Regions from separate parts of the Homo sapiens genome. Here regions 2, 3, 4, 5, 6 and 7 are each linked to region 1. Evidence: chromatin loops called from intact Hi-C (ENCODE). Cell type or tissue: IMR-90. All regions are shown on one strand.

The links. Hi-C counts contacts between places; a loop is a spot of excess contacts. Peaks named below come from ENCODE experiments on the same cell type or tissue, not always from the same donor. Only the 100,000 strongest peaks of a DNase experiment are listed, where the experiment ranks them.
Region 2: it touches region 1 in a loop (2.9-fold over the local background); 2 of 110 quality-filtered maps call a loop at or near these places.
Region 3: a loop joins it to region 1, with 4 times the contacts of the local background. A loop is called at or near these places in 25 of 110 quality-filtered maps.
Region 4: it touches region 1 in a loop (2.8-fold over the local background); 14 of 110 quality-filtered maps call a loop at or near these places.
Region 5: a loop joins it to region 1, with 2.3 times the contacts of the local background. A loop is called at or near these places in 3 of 110 quality-filtered maps.
Region 6: it touches region 1 in a loop (4-fold over the local background); 87 of 110 quality-filtered maps call a loop at or near these places.
Region 7: it touches region 1 in a loop (7-fold over the local background); 4 of 110 quality-filtered maps call a loop at or near these places.

Annotation. Positions count from the first base shown.
Region 1 is chr18:11,039,131-11,043,130 of GRCh38, reverse strand. The region is part of intron 2 of PIEZO2 (piezo type mechanosensitive ion channel component 2); the gene reads left to right. Among named protein-coding and RNA genes, the nearest start is that of PIEZO2, 110 kb to the left of the region's middle. In IMR-90, a CTCF peak has its summit at 2,118 (motif pointing right); DNase peaks (open chromatin) are centred at 640, 1,550 and 2,120; H3K27ac peaks cover 1,164 bases.
Region 2 is chr18:11,517,272-11,521,271 of GRCh38, reverse strand. No RefSeq gene overlaps it. Among named protein-coding and RNA genes, the nearest start is that of LINC01255, 31 kb to the right of the region's middle. RefSeq lists an enhancer at 1,726-2,226. In IMR-90, a CTCF peak has its summit at 1,988 (motif pointing right); no DNase peak of the experiment used is centred here.
Region 3 is chr18:11,153,033-11,157,032 of GRCh38, reverse strand. No RefSeq gene overlaps it. Among named protein-coding and RNA genes, the nearest start is that of PIEZO2, 5.5 kb to the right of the region's middle. In IMR-90, a CTCF peak has its summit at 2,450 (motif pointing right); a DNase peak (open chromatin) is centred at 2,472.
Region 4 is chr18:11,134,197-11,138,196 of GRCh38, reverse strand. All of the region lies in intron 1 of PIEZO2 (piezo type mechanosensitive ion channel component 2), which reads left to right. It overlaps LOC124904249 (a long non-coding RNA gene), which reads left to right. Exons shown (of 2, transcript XR_007066288.1): 1 at 1-269; 2 at 378-1,198. Among named protein-coding and RNA genes, the nearest start is that of PIEZO2, 13 kb to the left of the region's middle. In IMR-90, no CTCF peak of the experiment used is centred here; a DNase peak (open chromatin) is centred at 1,726; H3K27ac peaks cover 668 bases.
Region 5 is chr18:10,927,393-10,931,392 of GRCh38, reverse strand. The region is part of intron 3 of PIEZO2 (piezo type mechanosensitive ion channel component 2); the gene reads left to right. Among named protein-coding and RNA genes, the nearest start is that of MIR6788, 170 kb to the right of the region's middle. RefSeq lists enhancers at 2,026-2,115, 2,126-2,235. In IMR-90, no CTCF peak of the experiment used is centred here; DNase peaks (open chromatin) are centred at 2,282 and 3,872; H3K27ac peaks cover 1,739 bases.
Region 6 is chr18:10,850,409-10,854,408 of GRCh38, reverse strand. The region is part of intron 7 of PIEZO2 (piezo type mechanosensitive ion channel component 2); the gene reads left to right. Among named protein-coding and RNA genes, the nearest start is that of MIR6788, 93 kb to the right of the region's middle. In IMR-90, a CTCF peak has its summit at 2,466 (motif pointing left); a DNase peak (open chromatin) is centred at 2,448; H3K27ac peaks cover 173 bases.
Region 7 is chr18:11,551,559-11,555,558 of GRCh38, reverse strand. No RefSeq gene overlaps it. Among named protein-coding and RNA genes, the nearest start is that of SLC35G4, 56 kb to the left of the region's middle. In IMR-90, a CTCF peak has its summit at 2,037 (motif pointing right); a DNase peak (open chromatin) is centred at 2,058; H3K27me3 peaks cover 630 bases.

The DNA.
Region 1 (4,000 bases):
TGATCTACTCTACCAAGTGTTCATTTATACAGACATCATACGTTAACAACAAAACATACTAGAAATTTGATCAGGCTGGGATTATGGTTAGCCAATTAGACTTGTATCTGGAGTACCCCTCCTTTCTATGGCCAAACAATTTTTTTGGATAATATATTTTTGTCTTTAGAACCAAATTACTGATAAAACCAATAATTATCCTCAGATTCTTCTTTGAAGAAGTATTTTCTGTATCTCATTTAACCATAAATTTAATTCAACTTGGAAGGTTGATTAGCATCCCTGAATTATTTTATTAGCTTGAGTTACATACTGACATTTTACAATCTACTTAATGTGCTATGGATTTTATTTCTGGCATTTCTTTTCCTGCCCCCCAAAGGTGTATGACATCTGAGCAAATCTGAGACCAAGCATGCCCATCTGGTGACAATGACGATTGCCTTTCTAATGGGTAGCCTCCTCTCAGGCACTGAGATGCAGTAGCATGTAGGATGGAAAGAGTCCACATCTGTGGACAGGTCACCCTGTTCTCTAACCTCAGCTTTCCACCCTGCCTCCCACCACAGCGAGTCTAGCTCAGACAGCATTATCTCAGGGCATCATTGTTTTGCAGACAAGAAACCGACACTGGTCACTGGTGATGTTTATTCATTCACTGTTTTGATTGATGAAGTAGTCAAACTTCCTCTTCCCACACTAGCTATCTAAAATGTGGCCACACAAGGGTCAGAGAGGACTGTGTGTATGAAGTGCACATGGCCATCCCCAGCCTGCAGGCCTGCGTGGGTGGGGTGGGATCTGACCCTGTGTGACTGAGCTGTGACAGCTGCTCCTGGCTCCTCATAGCAGCCCTCCTCCTGAGACTGTGGGGACGAGGGCTAGATCTCAGATCCAGGGTCTGTCCTCTGAGAAGTCATCTTTACAGGCGGATTTCTTAGTGTTTTTCATTGGCAGAGGCAGGCTTTTCCTTGTGTGACCTCAATGAAAGTATATTTGATCATCCTTAGAGGAGATGACTAGAAGGTACTCCATATTGTCTCTCCCCAGAACACTGCTGAGAGGCAGCATTTTTACCAGAGAGATGATTTGGCCTTCAGCAAGTAATCTGAAATAGAAATGATGGATAGAAGACGCTAGCCAACCAGGAGCTCAGAGAAGATGGTCATCTAGACAGAGATACCTGGGGCATGGCAGTCATGGAGAAGAGTCACTGTCACTCTTTCTGCTCAGTCCTAGAGATAGTTTTCAATGCCACTGCATTTTGCCCTAAGTGGTAATATAGATACTGAATGAATGGATGTTACTCTGCTGGAGATTTCAATAAAGAGGTAGTAAGTAGGTTCCTTGTTGGGTTTTACTCAATTTTCCAAATTTGTATAGCATTTACATTCATTTACATTTTTATAAGTTGTCGTTAAGCAGCAATAGTTTGTATTTTTTTTACATTAAGAAGAACCATACAAATTGACATCGTAGAAAAATGATGAAAAAATGTAGTGTAAACACAAAAGACCACAGATGTGGAGAGATAATATGGTAAAATAAACAATGAGTAACATCATGATGTCCTTCAGTTCCAGCTATTTAGTATAAAAACCCACTGACCTTTACAAACAATGAAAGTGACTGTGTGGAGTACAGGATGGATTCTATAGGGCTGTTTTTGCTTTGAAATCATGCCTTTGTCTATTCATGAACTCGAGGCTGAACTTCCAAGGCCACTCTTTCCTCCAATCTGCACAGACTTTCACAGCTTCTGAGCTCGGTGTTTAATTTCTCTTTCTCTTTATCCTTAGGGCTCTTGATTAAATTTGGGAACTTGTGAATTATGTAGTCCCATCTACTTAGCAGCTGGAGGGCAGCTTCTCTGAACTTTGAATTTTGCATATTTTGCAGATATTAATACATGACTGTTTAGGGTTCCCTGGCAGATTATTCCAAAAACTTTTGGGCAGTGATGAGAACAGTTTAATTTGAAGACAAACCATTTCATAGTTCGGGTTTTAGAATTCGTCTTTTCTCCCACCTGCCTTGGACTGTCCGTTTTCAGAGGATGCCCTAACTTTCCAGGTTGTGTGCCTGGTCTCACCCAGAGAAAGGGTTCTGCTTCCACCAGAGGGAGCTGTTTTGTAGAAAACAGTTCAATGTGGCATTTCAAGGACTTTCGGACCATTCCCACTCACCCCATTTAATTGGCCTCATTCCTAATTTTTCTAGAAAAATTAAAATAATTTTAACTGATCTTTTATTTTAAGTGTTATTTGAGGTTTGAATTGTGAAAAAGTAAGAATGTTTTTCAGAAAGGAGACTAATGGAATCCAACTTCATGAAAATCAAATTTATTGGGAAGAAAAGTGGCACTAAGAACTGACTTAATGTGAAACCAAAATACACTTTTTTCGCCCACATTGAGGATAATTATGGGGACGAGGACCAAAAGATAGGAGGAATGATTTCAGAAAGAGACGTCTCTACTCTGGGTACAAATGCACCTAATATGCAGGTACATAGATCATATTAGAATATGTATTTTCTATATGAATGATACAATCCTGAAAATTACGTAACATTCACATTCCCAGCCAAGTACTTCTGTGCTATTGTTCAAAAACAGCAACAAAACATCCCCTTATGTAGCTAATTTAATTATACCACAGAATTGCTTTACTTATCAATAGTGAAGATGACAGTTAAAACCCTGATTATGTTCTGATCAATTTAGTCATTACCTCCTCAACCTTTATTGGATATTTTCTTAGTTAGGACTTAAGATATAAAGAAAAATAAATAAAATAATGTCTCTAAACTCAAGGAGTTCAAAATTTAATTCTGAGGTTATATTTAGAAACAGTGCTAAAGGAGTAAGCGTAAGGTGTCAATAATAATAATAGAAGAAATAGCTAAAATGTATTGTTCTAAAAGGGAAGAGAATGGACTTCTTCTGGACTTGTTGAAGAGCAACTACTGAAAATTCTGATTTTGGTTTGACATAGCTGATATGAAGCCTTTTTTTTTTTTCAGATGGTATTTAGCCAACAAGAACTCTATGATTTTTGAGGCTTTTCCTGAAAAGTTAAAGCAGGTTCATGTCATCTGTAGAGGTGTATATTTGACTTTCTGGACTACAGTTTATCCAAGGCTGTTCCAACTTGTATAGCTCTCATTTAAAAAGCAGAGTCTGTGTGTCTATACGGGGTGGGGAGGGTTGGAGAGGTTAATGCAGTTGTATTTCCTTTTCGTAAGAATGCATCAGGAAGCTAAATCCTTGAAGGGATCTTAAAATATCAAGTATTTTAGCTTATTTTGCTAGTTTTTAATTCTGAGAGTGGTGATGAAAAGGGGAAGAAATTTTGTGTGTGTGTGTGTGTGTGTGTGTGTGCCTATTTAAAATAGATTCAACTTAAGAAGTGAAGTTATATAGGTTAATAGGATGACATATATAATCATCCAATCAACCAATAAAGATATAGGATAATATATGTCATCCCATTGACCTATATAACCTCACTTCTTAAGTTGGATCTATTACATGTGGATCATATATATATGTTAGTTATATGACACATATAGTTATATATATGTCAGTTAGAGGAGAGTGAGAAAGGAGTATTCAGGATATTTGCTTGAATGTTTGACAGGAGAGCACCACTGTTCTGTGACGTAAAACCAGAAAATGGAGCATAATAAAAACATTCGCCAAAGCAGGCTAGTTTAAGAAGAAATCTGTTCAAACGATGTCTCTAATATCTTGGAGCCTGCAATAGCTTTTTTCCGCCCTTTCTGCCTATAGAATGTTCCATTTGTCTGTTTTTCCCCTTTCTGCCTACAGAATGTTCCATTTGTCTGCAAAATTAAAGTCAATGCATGTGTGTTATCTTCTGCAAAGAGTGTGCTGCTGTCACCCAATCGCTTGTTGAGCCCAGCATTGCGGGAGGGATTTTATGCATGCAGACCATGCTAATGAATTTCTATGTATTACTTTAAGCTATAGAGGTTG
Region 2 (4,000 bases), 480 kb before region 1:
ACACACTCATGTGGTGTGAAGGGGGGTCACTGTTACACTGTAATGAGGCATAAAAGTGAAGGTCACTGGTACACCTTAATGAGTGTGAAGGTATCACTGGTACACACTGATGGGTATGAAGGTGAAAGTCACTGGTACACACTAAGTGTGAAGGTCACTGTATACACTGATAGATGTGAAGGTCACTGGTACACACTGATGGGTGTGAAGGTCACTGGTATGCACTGACAGGCTGCAGAGATGAAGGTCACTGATACACATTGATTGACCTATGAGTACAACTTTCAGAGCCTCAGACAATAATAGCCCCACTGGAAAGAATTGAACCTGGACAAGTAATATATGAAAGAAATAAAAAGAGCAACATGTTTCATTTCTAGGGCCCATGATCACAGATAGTTTTTCTTTGCTTGTTTATCACGTAGACCTTTTCCATAGTAGGAGAAGCCATTTCCACTTAGAAGCACGAAAGCACCAAGCAGGAGAGTACCCACCCCAAGAATCGGGACTCCAGCCTGGTGATTCATCATGCCTGAGCCAGGAGTTCCCCTCGGATAACGCTGTGGTTTGGAATCAGACTGGGTTTAAGGAGAAGTCTTGTCAATACTAAATAGGCATGTCGAGAGATCAGTATGCAAACTCTCCTTTTTCCTATTCCAGCTTTGCATAAGGTGAGAGCAGTGACATTAATTCATTTTAAAGCACATAAATATACAGTTGTGTTTTGTGTTGTCCACACATATTCTTGCCTTACTGCATATTTTGTACATATGAACACTGGTTTTAAAGAGGTAAAACATGGTTTTTGACCTCAAGTTCTGTTGGAAATGGTACATAGATAAAGGTTAGCAAATAAAGACAGCTTCTCCTCTTTCTAATATATAATCTTACTATTTTCTGAAAATTACAGTTGATTAAAATTTAAAATTTTATCTCCCCTTTCTCTCTTATCTGGTGGAATTTTAGGGTGCACATTGCATACAGTTTAAAAATTTTTTAGAATGGTTGAAAACAATCTCTTTTTTTTTAAAGAGAAAAAATTGCATTGCTGGCTGGTGTTTTTAAAAGTTGTATATAGGCCGGATGCGGTGGCTCACATCTGTAATCCCTGCACTTTGGGAGTCCAAGGCGGGAGGATCATGAGGTTGGGAGATCGAGACCATCCTGGCCAACGTGGTGAAACCCCGTCTCTACTAATATACAAAACATTAGCCAGGGGTGGTGACGTGTGCCTGTAATCCTAGCTACTTAGGAGGCTGAGGCAGGGGATGGCTTGAACCCGAGAAGTTGAGGTTCTAGTTAGCCAAGATTATGCCACTGCACTCCAGCCTGGTGACAGAGCAGGACTCCATCTCAAAAATAAAAGTTGTGTATATTAAATAAAAATTAAAAAATAAATCAGAGCTTAAACAGGTTTAAATTTTAAATAAATAAATTACAGCATACCATGAATATAAGAGTCTGAATGGGAGGTCTAAAATTATTTTACATTAAAAACTGAATTTACCTTCCTGGAAGAAAAAAACATTTCTAGGGCTATTTTATGGTAAAGTAGTTTCAGAACTGGTTGGAAGGAAATAGGGGATTTGCCAAAATGAAAGGCATTTTTTAATTGCTGAAAACATGCTCCGTTGCTACCAAGATTTGAGGCGATTTGAGCCCCTTTGAAATTTGGTTTTGTTTTCACAGAGACACTTTTATGCATCTGCAAATTAAGTGTCATTAAAAAAATATTCTGTTGGCCAATGGGTAGACGACCTGCCCTGCCCCATGGCCACCCGGGAAGGGTCTGTAGTCATGTGGTGTTTTTTTCAAGGTCTCGTCGGTGGAGTTGTCCTTTCATTGATCTTCTTATTTATATATTTTCAGCAAAACTGTGTGTGCATTTTCAGAAGTGTGGGTTTGGGGAGATAAACGCATAGCTTTCATATTCTGAATGGGATGTACAACTCCCCCAGTGTTAAGGACAGAATTGGCTGCCATAAATTGCCACTAGAGGGCACGCATCCGCCAACAGAGGTGCAAGAACCTGCCCCCAAGGGCCCAGCAATGCAAGGACACCCAAAGCCGGCTTCGCATAGCAGAGCCCAAACCCACTACCCTCGCTCTCACCTCGCAGCTCCGCAGAATCTGTTCTTTCTCAATGCTCTGCCATCTCCTGCCATCCAAAGGTCCTCGCCTATCCTGACCCCATCCTGTGCCCCTGGAGGTCCCGTCAGCTCCATGCCTCCTGTGCGACAGCCGTGATCCTTCCTGTGCTCCCATGCCTGTTTTCTCCAGCGCACCTGGCACTGGGGCAGAGGCAGCCTCTCCAGCCAAGAGCTCCAGACGCCCGTTGGAGATCCCCACACGTGGAAGGCGTGTTTTGGTAGAAAATGAAGCATTCACCCTTCGCTATTAAGCACAGCAGAAAGATGCTGCCAGGCTCTGAAAATTCACATGAAAGCCTTTAAAAAAACTGAGCTCCTTTTATGAGAATGAAACTCACCTCTTTTAGGCATTGATGGTTTGATCCATAATTAATTAGGGGACTTGTATCTTGCTCCAGAAAAAACATAAGTGGCCAGATGTCAGTGTGCTGTTCCTGAAAAGTTAGCATATATGCAGGTGCTCCTTTTAATACAGAAGAATTGGGAGTTGTAGTGTCAGTGCTAGGCAGAGAGTAGAACAGCATGCAGAGAAACTTCTGCCTGGCCTCTGTGTCCCTTCACTGAGGTGGTCAAGCTCTTTAGTTCTGGTTCTCCCATGGGCTGGACAAACCCAGTGTTCCAGGCCAAGTCCAAGCAGATACCGAAGATCAGCTCGTGGCCTCTGAAAGTTTCTTAGTGTCAGTCGCTGAGATGCTTTCCCTGGGAGCCAGAGGCTCCCTCCTCTCCAAACTTTGAATTTAAAATTATTGGCTCCCTAAGGACCCCCACCCAAAGTATGGCTGCAGTTGCCTGTTGATGAGTCAGACTCTGTCATTGTTGGGTAGATGAGATAAAGAAGCTCATTTCTTTTGCCTTTCCCATTGATGCTGGGCACCCCATGGCCCTACTGTGTCTGCACCTGTGAGGGCGGCCACGTGAGTCTGCTCATGCAGGGACTGCCACACCCACAGCCTCCAAAGCCCTCAGCACCTTTTGCTGGATTCTCATTTTATATCAAGCCATGGGCATCGAGTAGGTCCCCCACAGTACAGTCCTGTTCCTTTGCTGAGTGGGTCAGAAGAAACCAGCCACCTTCCAAGCAACATGATGACAATTTGGAATTCTTCCAAAACACTGTGCCTGGGCTGCTTTCGTTCTGAGAGGGAGCGCCTCATCCATCTGGTGAAACATGGGCAGAGGCTGTGAGCGGGGGAATGCTGTGATAGGGTGGAAGCCTACCAGTCCTGCTCTTAGCCTGTAGTCTAGAGTTGGCAGGCCTCTGTAAAGGGTCAGATAGTAAATGTCTTAAGCTTAGCAGTCTCTGCCACAATAATTCAACTCTAGCAATGTAGCATGGAAGTGGCCATGGGTGATATGCAAATGTAAGGATAGTGTGTATGTTATGGTAAAACTTTATTTATAAAAATAGGTGGCAGACCCATTGGGCCGTAGCTCTAAGCCACTCTAATGGGAGATTAACTCTACAGAAAAATGGCCAATAAAGCAACCTTCTCACAATAAAGACTCAGAGCCAGGAATAAAAGAGACAGACATCTGTTTTTAACTCTCTTAAATCCTTATGTGGGCTCTTGTCACCCCTAAAAGCCTCTGAAGTCCTAATAGATTGCTGAATGAGATGTCTTATGCAGACAGCCTTCTCCCAGGGCAGGAAAACATAGTCACCATCTGGCACAGACCAGAGCCCATGCCTCATGCACATCTGTAGATGCTCAGATTTTGTCTATTAGGGTGAGCCTGTGGGGAGCGGGATTCTTCATACAACAGGCTGTTTTCCCCATAGAATATTTGCAAGAGAGACACTTTTTTCCCCTCCCTCCTTAACTGCATTGCAAAATGTATGTTCCATGGAA
Region 3 (4,000 bases), 110 kb before region 1:
TAAATTATGCTAATAATTTAAATGATTTTGACTTTTACTCACTTAGAACATTAAATGGCCATATAAAGTGCTATGGCAATTTGAGAGAGAGAGGCCGTAGAAGAAAGGGAAAACCTTTATATTTAAGGATTCTGAGTAGCACTTTTTTTTCTGCCTTTTGAACAAGGAGCCCACATTTTCATTTTGCACTGCAGCTCACAAATTTTGTAGCTGGCCCTAGACTCATCTGAGGTGGGAGAGCAGTTATCTGACAGAATCTCAAAGAGTTGTCACTGTTTTGAGACGCATAACATCAGAAACTTGAATTTTGGAAAAGACATTTTATACAACAGGGGTTCATTCACCTTTAATTTTATAGCATGTTTTCTTTTTTAAAATGCTTGCTTTTCTCAGCTGTGTTAACAGAATACAAGAAAATGCATTTTTTCCTTCATCAGAAAGAGAGAAGGAACCCCATGCCAGTAATAATCCAGGCAAGGGGACACAGGGACCCCCATCTCGCTGAGGGATTTTGATTCCAGAGGTTTTGCTTCTCACTTGACGGGAAGCACACTGTTGTCTTCTGCTTATTTTAGTAAGGGGACTGTGATGGTTAATACTGAGTGTCAACTTGATTGGACTGAAGGATGCAAAGTATTGTTCCTGGGTGTGTCTGTGAGAGTGTTCCCAAAGGAGAGTAACATTTGAGTCAGTGGACTGGGAGAGGCAGACCCGCCCTCAATCTGGGTGGGCACCATCTAATCAGCTGCCAGCACGGGTAGAATAAAAGCAGGCAGAGGAACGTGGAAAGGCTAGACTGGCTTGGTCTCCTTGCCTATATCTTTCTCCTGTGCCGGATGCTTCCTGCCCTAGAACATCGGACTCCAAGTTCTTCAGCTTTGGGACTCTTGGACCTTCAAACACAGACTGAAGACTGCACTGTCGGCTTCCCTGCTTTTGAGCTTTTGGGACTCGGACTGGCTTTCTTGCTCATCAGCTTGCAGACAGCCTATTGTGGGACCTCACCTTGTGATTGTGTGAGTCAACATTCCTTAATAAACTCCGCTTCATATATACATCTATCCTATTTTTTCTGTCCCTCTAGAGAACCGTAATACAGGGGCCATGTACTCACATCCCAATATGAACAAGCAAAACTCTTGTCTGAAGGACCTGAAAGAATCTTAGATGAACCCATGATGTTTATCTTGTCACTGGGCAAGCCAGAGAAAGTGTCACACTGACCTACGGAGAAAAGCTTTTCAGTCAGGAAGTTCACCCTCAAGGTCTGCTTTCCTGTTTCAGGAGTGTGGCTAAGCATTTGCTCATGCCCGCCAATGCCCTCCATTTACAGAGGAGTAAGTGGATCACAGGAATGTGCTCTTGGCCCGAGGAATTGCATCTCACTGGCTACAGTATTGCTGCAGGCCCAGAAGGCATCTACACATTTGCTCTGCCTGTACAAAGATTTAAAAGAAAGCAGATTGAGCACACAAAAACCCCAAAGTGGGAAAACCCACAAAACCCAGAAAGGTCAAGCAATTTATTTAGCAACATTTCAGCAAGAGGTTGCCAGAACTGAAATGTCCCAAGTCTCTTGACTTCCTGCCAGTGCACTTTGAGTCTCCCATCTGAGAAGCGAACAGCAGCATGAAGACAGGACACTAAAGACAGCGAACTCCAGGTTTCCTGTGTGACAGTCCTTATTCCTGTGATCTATGACTGCCTATGTCGGTTGTTTTGCTTGTACTTAAGTGTTTACTACTGTTTCAATTTAATGGAAAATAGAGAAGCCCATAAATTGGAAACCATATGACCTGGCAAACGGTTTAAGCTGTGTGGGACGTCCAGTTGATGGAATATGGAAATTTCCTGTGAACTGCTCTTAAATCCTTTAACACATAGTACTCTCTGCTGCCTCTGGGATGTCATCTGTTCTTTCTGCCTGGGAACATTATTCCTTCTCTTCTCACCTAGGTAACTCCTTTATTCAGTCAACAAATATTATGCCGTCTGTACTATGGGCCCCATGCTCTTTTAGGTCCTGGGGATACAGCCATGAACAACAAAGTCCCTGCCCACTTGGAGCTTACATTCTGGTGAATCTACACTCACCCTTCAAGATGTGACATACATCTCCTTCTCAAGGGATCTGTCCTCCTGTGCCTCCCCCAGAGGAGGTTGGGTTTACCATTTATACTCTCCCCTAAGGCCCAATACTTCTTCAGAGTTCTTTGCAGGCATGTATTATTTTCTTCATTATTTATACATAGTTGGTTAATGTCTGTCTTTCATTGCTGGATGGTGACCTTATGAAGGCAGTGGCTATGCTGGTTCTGCCCACTGCTGTATTTCTGAGCCCATCAGCCTGCAACATGGGCTATAATCAATGTTTGTTTGTTGATTGTGGCTAATTGCATGCTTTCTGCTAGAAGTACTTGTATTTTTTCAATATACTTCTAGCCAAAAGGTGGCACTGCAGGAGAATAAGTGAACAAAGCTTCAAACTAGTTAACTGTAATCATTGGATGGGATCCAATTAGTTATAGGCTAGTGTTAGAACTAGAAATAGCTTATTTCAAAACTTGTACACACGCATATCCATACACATATTCGAAATCTCAATAAAACCAATGAATGAAAGTCACCTAAGCTTATTAAGAATATTAACATTTCTATGACCATTGCAGAGATCCAGATGCAGTTACAAACACAGCTAGAATCCAAATTATGATTCATTAACTAATAAATATCTATTTAGGACATGGACAAGTTGAATTTTTTTATCTCAGTGGTTACAAGTAAAGAAAAAAAACCTGTAATTTTTTTTGGTTAGTAACTTGCTTTGACTTACTACAATTTCATTGCAAAATTATCCTCCAAATTCCAGCTCCCTTCCATAAGTCTTCTTATAGCATGATAAGCCTTTCTGAAAAAATGATATTACAACCAGCAGCCTCTTCAAAGGCTTCAGCAACAAATACACAGACAGCAGATAGACAACTGCTAGATAAAAATCTGCTCACAATGTTGGCTGTAAATAATGAATGGTGGTTTCCATGTTTTAGCATTGGCCACCTGGGTGCCTGTGGTGCCCAAGGCAAGTCACCAACTTCAGCAGAGCATCCTCCCCACAAATCGGAATCTCTTCCTTTATGTGTTTACCTCCAAAAACCAAATACAAGTTTACATGGTCCTTTTATTTTTATATGAGATATATCTGATGTGGTTATGGGTGAGTGTGTATATGTGTGTGTGAGATTGTGTGCACATGCCTCTGTGTGTGTGTGTAATGGAAGTGTGTAAGTAGAATATGATTCACTTGGAAACAATATTTTGCTTTATATTCTGCTTTATAGATGAAATTTTATCCATGTCCTCATATCCTCCAATCTAGTTGGAAAGATAAGGCCCATAGACATGTCGGTTAGCTGCGTTTTCAAGGTTTTTGAACTACAGATACAAATCAGCAGTGTGCTTCAGATTCGGCATCCATATTACAATTCACAAACTGCAGTTAAGGCTACAGTATACATTTTACGTAGGCTTAGCAGGAAGATTCCACCAAAGGGCCAGATGTCAGAGACAGTGAATTTCACTGTGCGTTGCTCTGATGAGGGATAACTTCTTTAGCAGAAGTATGAGCAGACCATGTCTCCTGCACATTATTAGAAGTTGTCTAGGTCTTTGGAATTTGGAGACTTCGAAAATACTTCTGCTGTAAACATTAAATTGATAGCTTTTTAAAAATGTACAACCTCAGCATATATTAGCAAAAAGAAGAAAGCCATTCAGCTTCCAAGTTTTCTTAAGAATAAGAGCCAAAATCTCTGTGGCTTCTAACAAAAATAACTTCCAAATAAATATTGTGCCTTATGACACAATGATAATTATAAATGAGAACTAGAAATATATATATATTTAAATTTTTTAGTTAACATATATGTAAGAAAAACACATGTGACCAATGCTAGAAGATATTCTCCTTAATTAAGTTGGTAAGAGGTACCACATTCTCCAC
Region 4 (4,000 bases), 95 kb before region 1:
GACTATAACACACAGGAACACTGAAGAAATATTTACCAATTGACTAAAACATTCACTGACTAATTTTTGTTTTGAACATCTCAGAAGTCTGAAAATAGAGTTAGGTCTAGTTTCCTATAGCGATTGGTTTTTAAGTCTTTGAATATAAAATTTATAACAGCCTAATATATACTCTGTGACTTTCATAAATGTGAATTGTATCAGGATGGCAATTAACACCTTTTACTTGCTTTGCAGGGAACAGAGAAGGAAAAACCCATTTGACAATGGTAAAACTTAAGTCACATCCTTGAAATGCATATTATTTTTAAAAATGTTTTTAGCTCTCCTGGAACCACACAAATCGATCTGTTTTCTCTTGCGGTCAAACCCTCTAGGGCAGCAGTTTGGCCACAGGTGCAGAAAAGGAAGAAGGATGAAGACCCTTAGCAAGCTGGTAATCTTGAACTGAAGCACCACGGAAGTGAATTAGAGAGATGGGCAGAGTTGGGCCGTCCCTGCTCCTGCCATCTCCCTCCTGCTGCTTTCCCTGGACTGTCCCTGCCGGGCAGCACTGCCTTTGGCATTGCTGCAGGTACACGGACCCCTGCTAGGGAACCTAGGCAGCATGCAGGTTGGAAAGGGCCCAGGTTTGAAGGTCTAACGAACAAATCTGGATCCTGTTCATAACGAGCTATGCGACTTTGCCAAGTTACAGAAACTCTCTGTTTTTCAATTACATCATCTCTAGAATGAGGTGTTCAAGGCTAAGAAATATTTTCACAATTCTCAGGGTAATATTTCTGCACATGCCTTTTTTAATATTAAAAGGTATGGCCATAAATCACTGCTTTTTAACCTACGGGCCGGAATTTTTATATCTAAATCGCTCTGGCCTCCTTAATAACCATCGTATGTACATACACTTAGGACTTGCCCTCAAAGAAAGGTTAGGAACTGCTAAGAACAATAATTTTTTTTTACCATGTTAGAGATGTGGTTCAGGATTTTACAAAACAGTTGATTATGAAGGAGAGACATTCTAGTTTAGGCTTTGAGCTTCTAATATTTCGATGATCCTCCCTCACCTGCTCCTAATACAGAATCATGGAGACTGTGCACACCAGTGATGGGAATAGCATGAACAAGATGTGTGAGCATGTTTAGATTCGAATTGGCTTTCTGTATCTGCAGAAATAAAGGAGCTTCATCACCCATAGCTTATTACTAGACATGCCTTTAAAGAAAACCAAGCTACATTATAGTTATTAATTGAAGCTAAACAATCGTATAAGAACACAGGATGATATAAACAAGATTTGAGTCAGAAAAAGATACTGAGTAAAATACTGAATGTAATCAGTTGCAGTATTACATTGACATTGTAGACTATGAGATCTCAGATAATTCTATTATCCATAAAAGGAAAGGGTAGGCTGCACAAACACCTCAGGTGTGTGTAGGTCAGAGACTCACACTGGGGCTCCCTACGCAGGTGTTGCTGTCATGGCTCCAGCATTAGCTGTGGGGGTGTGAGCTTCCTGTTCTTCAACCCCCTCTCCTTCCTCTCATCAAACTAAACACTGGTTTCCAAACTAAATATTTTTCAAACTAAATATTAGAGCTTGCTCATGCTTAGTTAATCCTGACTCGTGTTGGCCTTGGGGCCCAAAATCAGTCTAGCTGGTAAGCAAGGAAATGTTGTTAGCTGGAGCCAGGCTTGCATTGCAGGCCAGACAAGGCTGCTATAGCACACAGCCTCTGGCAATCCATCCTCAGTCACAAGAGAAGATGAAAGGTCAGATTACAAGGCAGTGAGAAGAGGGATCCTCATAAAATGGGCTTTGTTTCTTGTGAGCCAGTGTTTTCTAGAAGGCTCCAGCTCCTAGGATTTTTCACTAACAACCACAAACCTCTTAGCAATAACTTTCAAAGCATGATCAGTTTTGCTGCAAAGCATCATCGTGGTTGCCATTGCATCACCTTAGAGCCACACTGCATTTCTGACCCAGTGCCGGATGCCCCCGCCTCATTCACTGGACTCCACTTATCACTATTTTGAGCTGTTTTCAAACGTTAAAGTCACTGTCAAAGTGCAACAATTTCCCACCATGTAAGTTATTTTAAAAGATGTGACACAGTCCCTAAAGCATTTCTTAAATTGGGTATCAAAATTTTTTGAGCAAATTATCTTTAGAGTAAGGATGTATCCTTCCAAACTTATTACTTAGGAGAAAACAAATGTCAGATATTATCTTATCCTTATGACACCAGTTGGTTATCTATTCCAGTAGATCCATACTCAAGATTTGCAAATGGAATCTAGTTCTGGGATCTATGTTGATAATGCAGTGCTAATCTCCCAAGGAAGGAGAAGTATCCCAGTCAAACAAACTCTTTTTAAAATACCTTTGCAGGCCTAGGTGGGCGGATCACGAGGTCAGGAGATTGAGACCATCCTGGCCAACATGGTGAAACCCTGTTTCTACTAAAAATACAAAAATTAGCTGGGCGTGATGGCACGCACATGTAGTCCCAGCAACTCTGTAGACTGAGGCATGAGTATTGCTTGAACCCGGGAGGCGGAGGTTACGGTGAGCCAAGATCACGCCATTGCACTCCAGCCTGGGCAACAGAGCTAGACTCCATCTAAATCAATCAATCAATCAATCAATCTGCAACGTGAACCAAACTGTAATGTTTTATAGCTTTGAATATGCATATAATGCATTTTCTTTAAAAGAGCATATTTGAAGTGTGGATTTAATAGCCCACTGGTGATTTTGTCTTTCAGTTGCTTTTTAAAATCATACTCTGATTTTACTCAATTTTTTCTGCACCCCTGCAGTGAGATCTTGTACATTCCCCACCAGAATCGTACAGTCATCCAAGATGTTTATTCACCCAGCTTCTCCTACCTTAAAATAGCCCTGGCGTTTGTTTTCTCTGAAGTCAAAGGAACTCATGTCTGAGTTTTTGTTGGTCCATATCTCGTTATCGCTTTGGACATTACTGCTTTCTAGGTTTCTGTTTTGGCTCTTGCCCAAAGAGAGGTTGAAAATTGTTTGAAATCTTATTGTGAAAGTCTCTAAATATTCCCATCTGTGTATTCCTCATCCCAATTCTTGGCACTTCATCTCTTAATAGAAACATAAGAAAAAAAATTTTTTTTTTTTTTTGCTTACTTAATTTCTTCTTTCCCCTTAACAATTACACAACACCGTGGGTGGGGTGGGGGGTCAATATTAGAGGGTTCAGAGCTTATCCATGGTGTCTGTAGTTCAGTGCTGATCCTCCTTGGGCACTGATTTTTGATTCTCCATTCTTCACCAAATCATGCTTTGTTCTTTCTTCTCATGTAGCACTTTGAATTTTGTGATGTAATTCCTATTGGGAAACATTTTTATTTATTTTATTTTATTTATTCAGTAATTTATGACAGTGAGATACTGAGTTTCATGATTAGGTCTTTTTGAGAAATGCTGGGCTAAAACATGGCAAGACTGTTCAGAGCTTAGTGTCTACTGCAAATGGTGAATTTCTAAGAGTTTAGTACAACGTGCAGTGTTTTCCAAACTTATCTGACCACAGAACCCCTATTTCTTACCCTTGGCACTAATGTCCTGGGAGCACACATTGAAAAATTCTAGACTTTTGGACTACCAGATAGAACAATAAAAAGAGTGTATTTTGGGATGAGGGCCTTTTTAGAAGACCAGAAATCTCACTTTTCAGGTGTGAGCATGAAGCCAGCGCTGATGGGTGGTCACTGTCACAGCCGTGAGAGGGAAGGACAATTGGGACTGCCTTTTTCTTACGTGTGCTTGTGGACTTTGGTTTGTACTCTTTATTTTAGAAAAACAAAGTGGCCAAAAAGAGAGAAACAGTCTTAGAAACTAGATATTCCAGCAGCTGTAGAATGCCAGAAAATAACCAGGCTACACACATTTGCAGGTGTAGCAGCAGCATAGTGGAAAACCAACAAGGGAGTTAAAGTAAGTCACACAGCATCCTGCATCCT
Region 5 (4,000 bases), 110 kb after region 1:
CCTGTCTCTACTAAAAATACAAAAAATTAGCTGGGCGTGGTGGCAGGCGCCTGTAGTCCCAGCTACTTGGGAGGCTGAGGCAGGAGAATGGTGTGAACCCAGGAGGCGGAGCTTACAGTGGGCAGAGATGGCGCCACTGCACTCCAGCCTGGGCGACAAACAGAGCGAGACTCCGTCTCAGAATAAATAAATAAATAAATACAATAAAATTATAAGTAGATATATATTTAGATAGCTGGATGACAGATAAATAGAGAAGAGAGAGAGTAGGAAGAATTATTCAGTTGAGATCTACACCTCAGACCCTACCAAATCATGAGTGACTTGCACCTAATACAGTTACATGTCAGAGTTCTTAATTTTATAATTGCAGTCTAGAATAGCAAATATAAAATTCTACCATTTAAAATAAGCTATTCTTTATTTATTTTAAAGTAAAAAGGCTTAGAAAAACCAAGGACAGCCTCTGTATGTCATACCATGGTGCTTTTAGACAAACAATAGGAGGTTACCTATAGAGACATCGGTTACCTACAGAGACATCAAAGACCTCTTTCTCTAAATTTAAGACACATTTGACTTTAAGACAGAATTTCAAAAAAATTTATCTTTAATAACTGCCTATGTCTTTGTTTTTGACAAGATGTTTTAGTTATTTTACTCTCTTCAAAGGATAGAGAGAAACTCATTAAGTAAATGTGACCAGATCATGTAGGTTTTATCCATGGTGTTGTAAACCAAAAAGTATCTGAAATAGGTCTCAATCAATTTAGAGGTTTGTTTTTGCCAAGGCTAAGGATCATGACCTATGACACAGCCTCAGGAGGTCCTGAGAACATGTGCCCAAACTGGTTAGGTTACAGCTTGATTTTATACATTTTAGGGGACAGAAGTTACAGGCAAAGACATAAATTAATACATATAAGGAGTACATTGGACAGCCCAGAAAGGGGGAACGTCTAAGTCATAGGTGGATTTAAAGATTTCCTGATTGGCAATTGGTTGAAAGGGTTAAGCTCTGCCTGAAGAGTTGAAATCAGCTTTAGTTAAGGTAAGAGGGTGGGAGTTGTGGAAGCCAAGTTCTTGTCATCCAGATGAAGTCTCCAGGTAGCTTGCTTCAGAGACAATAGATGCTAATGTCTTTTATGGGATCTTAAAGGGTGTCAGACTCTCCAAAGCGACCTAGTAAGGAAAGGAGATTTTCTAAAGAATGTAAATTTCCCCCACAAGAGACAGCTTTGCAGGGCCATTTCAAGATATGTGAAAGAAATATATTTCAAGGTAAAATACTTAGATGTACCTCAAGGCCTGCTGTCATGTGATGCTATACCAGTCAGGCTGGAATTTGGTATCTTATTGCCACAAAAAGTTTGTTCTGTCAGTCTTAGGATCTCTGTTTTAATGTTAATGCTGGTCCGTGGTGCCTCAACTCCAAAGGAAAGAGGGTATAATGAGGCATGTTGGACCCCACCTTCCTGTCATTGTCTGAACTGGTTTTTTAGGCTTCTTTGGGCCTCCTGGGCTGAGGGGCAGTCCATTCAGTCTCTTGGGGGCCTTAGAATTTTATTTTTGTTTACAGCACCATAAAGGAGGATCAGGAAATAATAACATATCTCCCACCACTCCTACTTTTATAAACCCAAGATCTCCCTCAGGTCAAGCATACACATTCTAACATTCCGTCCATCTGCTCTATTGTATCAAACTCCATTAAACACTGTAAAAGACTAAGTTATGGGAGAGGATAGCGGGATCTGTCCTGAGACCCGAGAGGTTGGTAGAGGCATTTTCCTCTCACAGTCTTGCCAATAACTTCTCAGCCCCTCAAAGGCTGTGGATGTGATTTTCTACTCCTTTTTTGAAATGGTCTCAACATGCAACTTTTGAAATGCAAAATTTTTGTTTACAGCAAGCAACTGGCAAAAGCATTTTGTTCAAACATTCCAATCTTACTTAAAGATATGGGAAAACATGTCTGAATCTGATCAAAATAATTCGGAGTTTCTTTGCGCTGGTCTGGAATTCATAGCATTATGAATTGCCTCAGTCACAACAGCATATGTGGGGTACCCATGCATGCAGCAGCATAACACCTTCATATGATGCGTGCACGTTTGCAGCTCGCTCACACTTTTAATTTCTTTTCTTGAGTTCTCCATTTCAGAAGGGCAGTGAGTTGAGGTGCTCCAGCTCATCACATAAACAAGAGTGTTTTCTATGGCTCTAATTCATATTGCAGCTGTGGTTAATGCTGTGAGTGTTTACATAAAGACTGATGCATGGATACCTTTACAACAGCAGCTGGGAGACCACAGTCAGCCAAAACCTCAGCAAAGTACCGTAAATCATTTTGAGTCAGCAGTGAGACAAACCAAAAAATCTTTTTTTCTCTCTCCTGTTAATGCATTTGAATTAAACCATTAAACAGGGATGAAGGTGAAGTGTTGTAAAAGTTTTGCACAAGTAGGACAGGGGAATGTTTGACTTTGGACACCGTGAGTAGACGTGCATTACTCTGCACCTTTCATCCCAAATGCTTTATAGGCTAGTTCCAAATGTTCCTCTTCTTTGAATTACTGCCTGGGAAGAGATGTCTTGGCCGGTAAAATAGGGGAGAAATGGATGCTCCAAGGAAGATGGCCACAAATCTCTCTAGGTCACTAATAAATAGGGGGAACTTTTGGCTATTATAATGTTAGATCCAGAAAAATCTGAATTTAATGCGTACTTGTGGAACAGGATGTGATGGCATGAAGGCCTGGGATCTGAATGGCTAAATCATTTGTTCCACATTTATAACATTTATTCATTTACAACAAAACTTTTGTGTTTATTTTATTTATAATATTTATGTGCCAGGCACTGTTTAAGAACTGGACTTTAAAAAAGGATGAAACTCTGGCTCCCTCCCCTCAAAAGGGAAGTGCAGAGTGCTTGGTGGAACAGGGAAATCACAGCACAAAAATAAAACAAATCAAGCGTGCCTGTCAGTGAGAGTCCTAAGCTGGCAAATGAGAGCAGTGAGTATCCAACAGCCCCTCTTTGCTTGGAGCGGCCATGCCTCTGTTTTGACTTTGGTAAGACTTCTGTCTGTTTGACAGGCTTGATGAAACGTTTTCTTAGATGACAGTGTACTCTGGAATCAGAGTCCATGGAGCTTCCTTTGATTTGAAGCCTTCAGGTTTTCCCTCATAGCTCCCCCGCTTTCCCTTACTGTAATATGGAAACTGATACTTATTCAAAGCCAGACTTCATTCTTTCTTTCCTAATGGCGTGTATGAGCCTTCACGTATTGCTTTCTTGTGAGATCACAGCTGCAAGGCTGCCCTATGAGTGGGGCGTCACCACACCAGTGTATGGTATTGTTATTAAGGAAGGGTATGCTTGTGAAATTTTGAATCTTCCTTAGTCTAAATACATTAATCCACGTCTAAGTTCTTTGGGTTTGGTCTCCTGCCCTCTTTCTACACATTTTATTCCCCTAAAAATGCAGTTTTTATATCTCCAATTTGACCTAAAGCAAATAGAGTATAAAATAAAATAAAGCGAGCCTGCTATAGTTATCAACCCCAGAAAAGCTTACGAGTTGTAGACAGCACTAGTCTGGCTTGCTTTGAGCTGGACTACTGAAAAACCACAGAGAGAGGAAAATTCTGTAGTTTGTCTAAGAACGCTTTACCTTTCATTTTAGGTACGATTAAATACCTCAAATTTGAAAACACTATATATATATAGACTTTTTAAAAGTCTGATATTTGCTGCATTCTTTAAATGTGTATTGATTGCTTTTCAACTGGTTCAAATTTAAAACTAAGGGATTCTGCGCTGTGCCAAGAGATTAGTCAGACATTCTTTTGTGTAAATGTAATGTTCACAATATTTATCAGTAAAAAGCATGAATCTGAAGAAAAGGCTTGGCTGTCACAGAACTGTTACATCAGCTCCTCTCCGATGGCCTGGGGGAGCCAAGGCGTCCCCCACCCACGGCCTGCGCTGCAAC
Region 6 (4,000 bases), 190 kb after region 1:
AAAGGTCGTGGTGGTTGCACAATGACAAAGTAGAACCTTGTTGGTGCTTGCTAATTGCAAAGAAAAAAAATAACATCTTTCCAAAGGTGTGATCAATATCTTGAGGAATTGATTGAAGTCAACATGATCAAAACTGAGATAGCTTAACATTTCACACCTCTCAGTGTGATGCAACAGATGAGCTATACAGCATCATATGGTTAAGACTTTTGACCTAACCTCCCATTTACAGAAAATATAAAGGCTAGGAAACAGTTTAAATAGCTCCACAAGAAAAACAATCAAAAGAATTCAAAATGTGGATTCTGCAAGGCAAATGAATGGGTCTTTAAAAAAAAAATCAGCATGGAAAAGAGGCCTGCATAGAGAGTGGAGGCAGCAACTGTCTAGTTCAGAGGAGCACAGTAGATACTTAAACCTGTGTGAAGCACAGCTGTAGATCAGATCCTGGTTCAACAACAAATTCTTAAAACTTTTTTGGGGTTAAATTGGAGAAATTTCAATGTTCACTGGATATTGGACTATAGAATTATTGCTGATTTCTTAGGTGTATGATGGTTTTGTGGGTAGACAGAAAAATGCCATTATTTTAGGAGATACATGGTGAGTTATTTAGATAAGCTGTGCCTTGATGTCTGCAACTTAAAAATGGCTTAACAACCAACATAATAGATTGATAGATACATACATACATAGGAATAGTTAACAGAGAGAAGACAAATCAAATTATTTAAACTAGGTGATCAGTATAGGGTTATCCACTGTCCTATTTGAACTTTTCTTTGCATGAGGAAAGGTTCATAATTGACAGTTCCAGAAAAAAGAAAGGGGACAGAAATGGTAATGTTAGCAGTGAAACACATCTGAGTCTCGCAGCACCAAAGTATGTTACTGACAGCGAATTCCCATGGATCTGCTGCAATTTCAATTTTTGCTTCCTTAGAAAAATGAATTCTACTGAGGTGCATAAGGCAGGAGAGACTGAGGCAAGTTTTGGAGCAGGAATGAGTGACAATGTATTAAAAAGCTTTAGAGCAGGAATGAAAGGAAGTGAAGTACACTTGGAAGTGGGCTAAGCAGGCGACTTGAGATCAAGTGCACGGTTTGACCTTTGACTGGGGTTTTATACATTGGCTTGATTCCGGGGTCTTGGGCCCCTTTTCCCCTGATTCTTCCCTGGGGGTGGGCTGTCTGCATGCACAGTGGCCTGCCAGCCCTTGGGAGGGGCTGCATGTAGTCTGTTTACTGGAGTTGTGCGCATGCTCACTTGAAGTGCTCTTCGCTCACTTGAAGTGCTCTTCCCTCACCGAATGCTCCTACAAGGTCATGTACCAGTTAAACTCCGCCATTTTACCTCTTACTGCACATGCTTGAGCCCACTCACCCAACTCCTGAAGTCTTATCGGGAAACTGTTGATCACCAGTTTTGTTTTTTTTCTGTATATTGGGAGACTGCCTTCCCAAGCCCCCAGCTGCAACCAATTACTATTTTAGAGAAACAGTGTAAAAACCTCCTGACTATCACCTTATGGTCTCCTGACGTTCCCGGTTGGTGGGTGGGGGGTGCCCTCTCCTGCCCCACTCATGCCTGACCACTTACCTCTGTAACAGTAGAAGAGGGTGTGAGTGTTAGGTGAAGACGGTGCCAGAATTCTCTCTGCTGTGCCTCTGGATGGTAATGTAGTGCTTTTTGTCTTCTTGTTGAGAAATGAGGAACCTGCAATTTAAAAGAACATGAATATTATTACCATACCAGCAATACAGGTTTGCATCCTTTCAAGACATCATAATGTGGTTTTAATGTGATCGTAAATTATAAAGACAGAATGTGTGAGAGGGCCCAGTGGCCTTGCTTTGATTGATTTATGTGTAAAATTTGGCCGTGGTAAAACTAGTTGTGGCTGACTGTGTCTATACAGTGCTAACAAAAAGAGAGAGAGAGAGGGCACATGCTATAGAGAGCTATTCAGTCAAATCCTTTAAGACCACTTAAATTCAGTTAAAATAAGTAAAAGTTGGTGCTGGACACAAGCATCCACACCCACACACACACACACCCATCCACACACACACATTCCCACCTTATTCTAAATCCAGTTGGCTCAGTTGATTGTATTAGCCTGGCAACTGGAGAAGTGAAATTCAGTCTAATAAGAAAAGAATTTTGTATAGACACAGTAAAACTGGGGAGCCTCTTTAATAGTGCATATTCACATAATATTTACTCCAGGCAGAAGTGAATAAAAGCTAAATTTCAGTGCAGACATTATTTCTAGACTAAATTAATGCTTTTAGTTTCCTTTAAACGTTTAATTTTTAGTTTGTTGAACACATATAGCAAAAAGTTTTGTACTGCTGAAAGAACTGCCTTTTAGAGGATGACTTAATTGAAAATGTAAATATCCTCTGTAGGGCAGAAGTTTTTTGGTTTTTGGTTTATTCTTTCTACTGGCTTAAGGATCTTTTATGCCATCTAGCGGCTGAGGGTAGAAAATACAAAGAATATTCAGAACCACCTCGAAAATACTAGATCAGGCAAACTTTCTCTGTAAAGCTTAGTAAATAGTTAAGGCTTTGAGAACCATATGCTCTTTGTCACAGTTCTTTCAAGAAGTCATTATAATGTGAAATCAGCTGGGCACCATGTAAAATGATCATGGCTGTATTTCAGTAAAACTACAAATACAAATTTGCATTTCATATTCCTTTTACATTTAATGAAAATTTTTTTAAATTTTTCCCCAACCATTTAAAAATGTAAAAATCATTATTAGCTCATACATGGCACCAAAACAAGCACTGAACTACACTTGGCGCAGGGGCTATAATTTATCATCTTATGGTAAAGATATTAACAGTTCTAATAGTGTAATAACATCATATTTGCTCTTCATTTGAATTGTCATAAAAGTAAAATTATAATTTATTACAGACATTTCGGTACATCATCCCCTTAACAGTTTAAAAGGTCTGTTATTATAATCTCATAGAGTAAGACATTGGAAGTTAAGTTGCTTATCAGGGAATAGAAAATGTGAGCTAAACAATGCAGTATGTAAAGTTCCTTGTTGTAGATTTCCTCCCCATTAACTTGCCGATAACAGGACATTACATTTTATTCCTTTAAAACATGGAAATTAGCATATTTAAACCATAGCTTTATCCTAGGGCATAATTTCAGTGTATTGTTATTAACCCCAAACTCTGAGTTGGAAGAAAACAAACTGCAGACTGGCAAAAAAAAAAAAAAAAAGATAAAAGAAAAAAAGAAAAGAAAAGAAAAAGAGAAAGAAGGAAACAAACATAGAAATAAAGAAAATCACCATGGGTGGGTGTTTATCACAAATTTCATAACCACGGAGACTCCAGCCCTTCTGTCTCACTTCCTGGATAGATAAAGCTGCCCTTAAAACAGTCCAAGCAATTTTTATCTTCTGGTAAAAAAGCTTTCAAATGTGCTCTCTGGTGAGAATTAACCTTATTTTTAGAAATATTGAATTGATATTTTTTGTCACACTGTTATACTAAACACATGTTTTTTGGTCATTTGGAAAAATAAAATAATAAGAAAAAACACTTTAAAATGTAATCCTTATTCCCAGAAATAAATACTATTGCTTTTTAGCCAAATTTTTTTCAGAATCTTTCTTATGTCTATAGGTACTTTTTACAAACAAATTTTGAATCATATTGCACATACTATTTTATAATTTGCTGTATTTATGCAAACTGTGTATTTTCCTATGTTATAAAATGTTCTAAAATGTAATTTTCATAGAGTGCAAAGTGATTGTGTAGCTATATTAGAATTTAGTCAACCCCTGAGTTTTAACCACGTAGATGATTTCTCATTTTTGTTCTCATGAATAAGGCTGCAACAAGTGCCCACATTACTTCTAAATCTAAACAAAACTTAATGATGAGCAAGTTGCAACCCCACATTCTCGCAGCTGTGAAAGAGCCTTTGCAGGGCTGTGGGGGTGCTTGCTTCTGCTGGAGG
Region 7 (4,000 bases), 510 kb before region 1:
TTCATCATTCATGCAAAGAGACAAACATCTTATGACACATTTCTAAGAATGTATCTATGTTGTTCATTGATGACTGACTGTATGTGATCACATTTTATCAGCAATTGATGCAGACCCTAATCTGGACATAATGCAGTGCAACCATTCACTATTGCTAATGCAATAACATTCTTCAAAGCTGCATTGGATGAATTAAAACCAGAAATTGTAGATGCCTGCTACAGGAACTTATGGAGTGAAGCCATGAATGATTTTAAAAGCCTCTCTGGGGTCAGTGGAGAAGTTAGGAAAATCATTCGTGCAGCAAGACAGGTTGGTGGAGAAGGGTTGCTGACATGCTTGCTGAAGTGGCAGAAGATATTGAAGGACATCAAGAAGTGTTAACAAATGAGGATTTGGAAGAATTTGTTGAGTCGTCTGCAGAGAAAGATGAAGAAATGAAGCAGAACCAGCAATATGGACATAATCGAAGTGTGCTGAAGTGTTTCAAATTGCACAGACATTAAAGAACCAAATTATGGCATATCTTAGGATGGAATGCAGTGTTAAAATTACTCATATTCTCACTGAAGAATTATAATCTCTGCAGCAACACTTTGATGAATTGAAAATAAAGACACAACATCTGATTGCAATGTTCTTCCAGCAGGTCTTGGCAAAAAAAAAAAATAAATAAAATAACACAACAAAAAAACAAAAAAGAAAAACCCTTCAATTCTCCAGGATCCCCAAACATCAGCATCGTCTGCTCCTGACACCCAGCAAAAAATACGTTGTCATGGTGCGATGCTCTGGGGCCATGTGAAGCAGGTGATCCTCTCCCTGATGTATCATCAGGAGGGCAGTAGTAGCCTAACAATATGTCAAAATGTCTCCATTCGCCTCACTTCATGTCATCCCGTAGGCACCGTATCATCTCACATTACCACAGGAAGGGTGAGTGCAGAACAGTAAGATATTTTGAGAGAGAGAAAGGGAGGCCACAGTCACATGACTTTTATTACAGCCTATTGTCTTAATTGTTCTATTTTATTAGTAGTTATGGTTGTTAATCACGTATGGTGCCCAGTTTATAAATTAAACTGTATTTCTGGTATGTATATATGCATGTATAGTAAAAAAATATATAGCATATATAGTGTTGTGTACTATCTGCAGTATTAGGCATTCACTGGGGGTCTTGGAACTATTCCCTGCAGATAAGGAGGAACTACTATACACATTTGGAGAGATACATTTTCTTCCATAAATCCACAGAAAATCAAGATGCTCCTTGTTGAAATACCTTAAGGGCTCACAGGACATCAGTAAAGAACATACAGCCAGCTGCACGTCTTGGTGAGCCTATGGAGGGGGATATTCCCTACCTCCAAGCTGTCTGGCCCTTTGTCGGGGTGAGGGGGCAGATTTCTAAGGGCAACAAGGATTTCCTGGAGCTCCTAAATGCAAAGCTCATTTGCTTTTTATCACAAAATGTGGTCCAAAAAAACAGAGTTCTTATGGCATAAATGCTATTGTCCTAACCTCTTTGGAAGAAAAATCCATTTTTCAAAATACTACACAAAAGACATATCTAGAAAACCATTGTGAGGTTTTAGTTGCTGTAATTAAGAGCTTTCAAACTTTTGTGTAGAATGTCCTTTAAACCATTGAGCATCCCAAGTGTTTATGGTAAAAAGAATCTTACAGTTAAATGACATTGGTGCTGATATGGAAACACTGAAAATGGGTGCACTTTTGTGTATAAGTCGAATGCCCATTCAAGCCTGCAAAGGAAACACCTACTTTAAATATCCTCTCTTCTTCACACATGTTGTCATAACATAAATTGTGGTCAAGACCACGTCTCTCCACCCAACCCCATCAAACAAAAACAAAAGGTCTGCTCTTGAAAACCCTGCCCTCGTTGCTAAATCTCTATGTTAAATAAAGAGGGCGTAGAGCCATTTCTACCAGGTGCTGTGATGCATTTTTCAGTCCCTTTGCCCACCTGCTCCTCACGGCTCTTGTTGTGCAGTACCACATGTCTCCTGTAGATGGCTCTACCTTCCCATTATCTCCCTCTATCCAGAAGTGGCTGCAAGTCTTTAAGCTCCTATTAGTAGTTCTATTGGCGTTTGAATCAGGGACTATGAAATGTAGCTCCAAACCTCACTGACCTAAGTGATAGTGGATACTGTTTATGTAGAAAGGAAAGCCATGAAACATTGAAATAAGGGGAGGCTGGAAAGATCCACTTGGTGGGATGTCCTGAAGGGTGGCATGGTTTAGCCTCAGCAGAGACGCACCGAGGTGCACTAACTTTGGGTAAATCTGTAGAGTCTTTGAAGCATCACAAAGCATTTTAGTATTTTGAAAAGCTCTGATAAGTTCTGTAGAAAAAAACCTTGTTGATTTGCAAGCATTTTTTAGAGATTCTACATGCTAATTTTAACTATCAATATACATTTTTTTTTTGCCTTCTGCTTCTTGTGACTGTTCCTGTCAGAAACATTCTTCTTGGCTTCATCTAATACCTTTATACTATAAGTTTAGGGGTCAAAACTACAGTATGGTAGCCACCGCTGATTTTATATATAAAAATTTTTGGAACACAGCCACAGGCATTTGTTGACCTATCATCCCTGGGTGCCGCTTCTGTGCTACAAGGGTAGAGTCGAATGGTTGTGACACAGAAGGTGTGACTTGCAAAACCAAAAATATTTACTATCTGGCCCTGCAGGGCTGGGTGGGGTCAGGGGCAGCTCCGTGGTGTTCTGAGCGGCATTTAGCAGCAAGGTCTTCACTTTGGTGCTGTGAGGTCAAGAGGCGCGTGGCCCTGCAAGCTGCTTTGGGTGTCCTTCTCAGGCCCCTCAGAGTCGGAGTCGCTATCAGAGGAGCGGGTGAGAGCAGTGGGCACACGGGCTCCTTGTTCTCAGCATTGATGTCAGCACCAACCTTCAGAAGGAGGAAGGGGAGAGTCAGGGACCCCAGTCCAGCTGCCAGGTGCAGGGGTTTGTTTCCTGCAAAGGTGTGAGCATTCACGTTGGCCCAGAACTTGGTGACCAAATGGGTGACAAACCCCAGCTCCTCCATCTCTGTGGCTAGATGCAAGGCTGTTCAGCCCCCCTGCCACTCTGTGGCTTCCACTTCAGCCCCACTGTTCACCAGCAGATCCAGGCACTCAGGGCTTCAGGCTTGGACTGCCAGGTGTACTCTTGCGTCGCAAGAGTGGAAATGGGAAGAAAAGCATCAAAACCTAGTCCGTTGGAGTGTATGTTAAAGAATTTCAAGAAAGGTTTTGGTGGAGATTATGGAGTTCAACTGACCCCTGCAAAGATTGAAAACTCTTTGTGAATTAAAATGGCCTTCTTTTAATGTCGGGTGGCCAGCTGAAGGAACAATAGATAGGGAAGCAATTGGCCATGTGTTCAGGGTAGTAACCGGAGTTGGAGGACAGCCTGAGCACCCAGATCAGTTTCCATACATTGACTCCTGGTTAAACGTAGTCTAGACTCACCCCAAATGGCTTCAGCCCTGTCTGGTAACCTATTGTAAAGCCTTGGTGGTCCAGGCTGAGCCTAAGGCAGCTGAAAAATCAATTACGCTTAGAACCTCGGAAAAAAGAAAAGGCAACAGGAGAGTTAGGAAAAGCTGGTTCTACAAGCTCCTCCAGAGGATAGGGAATTTCCTCCCCCTTATGCTCTGATATATCCATCCTTCTTAGAGCTAAGACAAGGCATGGAGCAAATGGCCCTTGAGGAATCAGGCTCAGAGGAAAGTGAGTCTCAACCATCACCCCACAGGGGAGAATCCGAGCCTTTGCCTGTAAAAGTTAAGGAGGAAAAGCAAAGTGACGCAGTGGGCCACCTCCAGTCTGGCCACACCCGAGCCTTACAAATGCCCCTCCATGAGACTTGAGCACAAATTTATCATGATGAGCAAGGCCAGGTTCAAGTAGGGCAGCAGATTTTCATCTACCAGCCCTTCTCTGCCACAGACCTCCTAAATTGGAAACAAC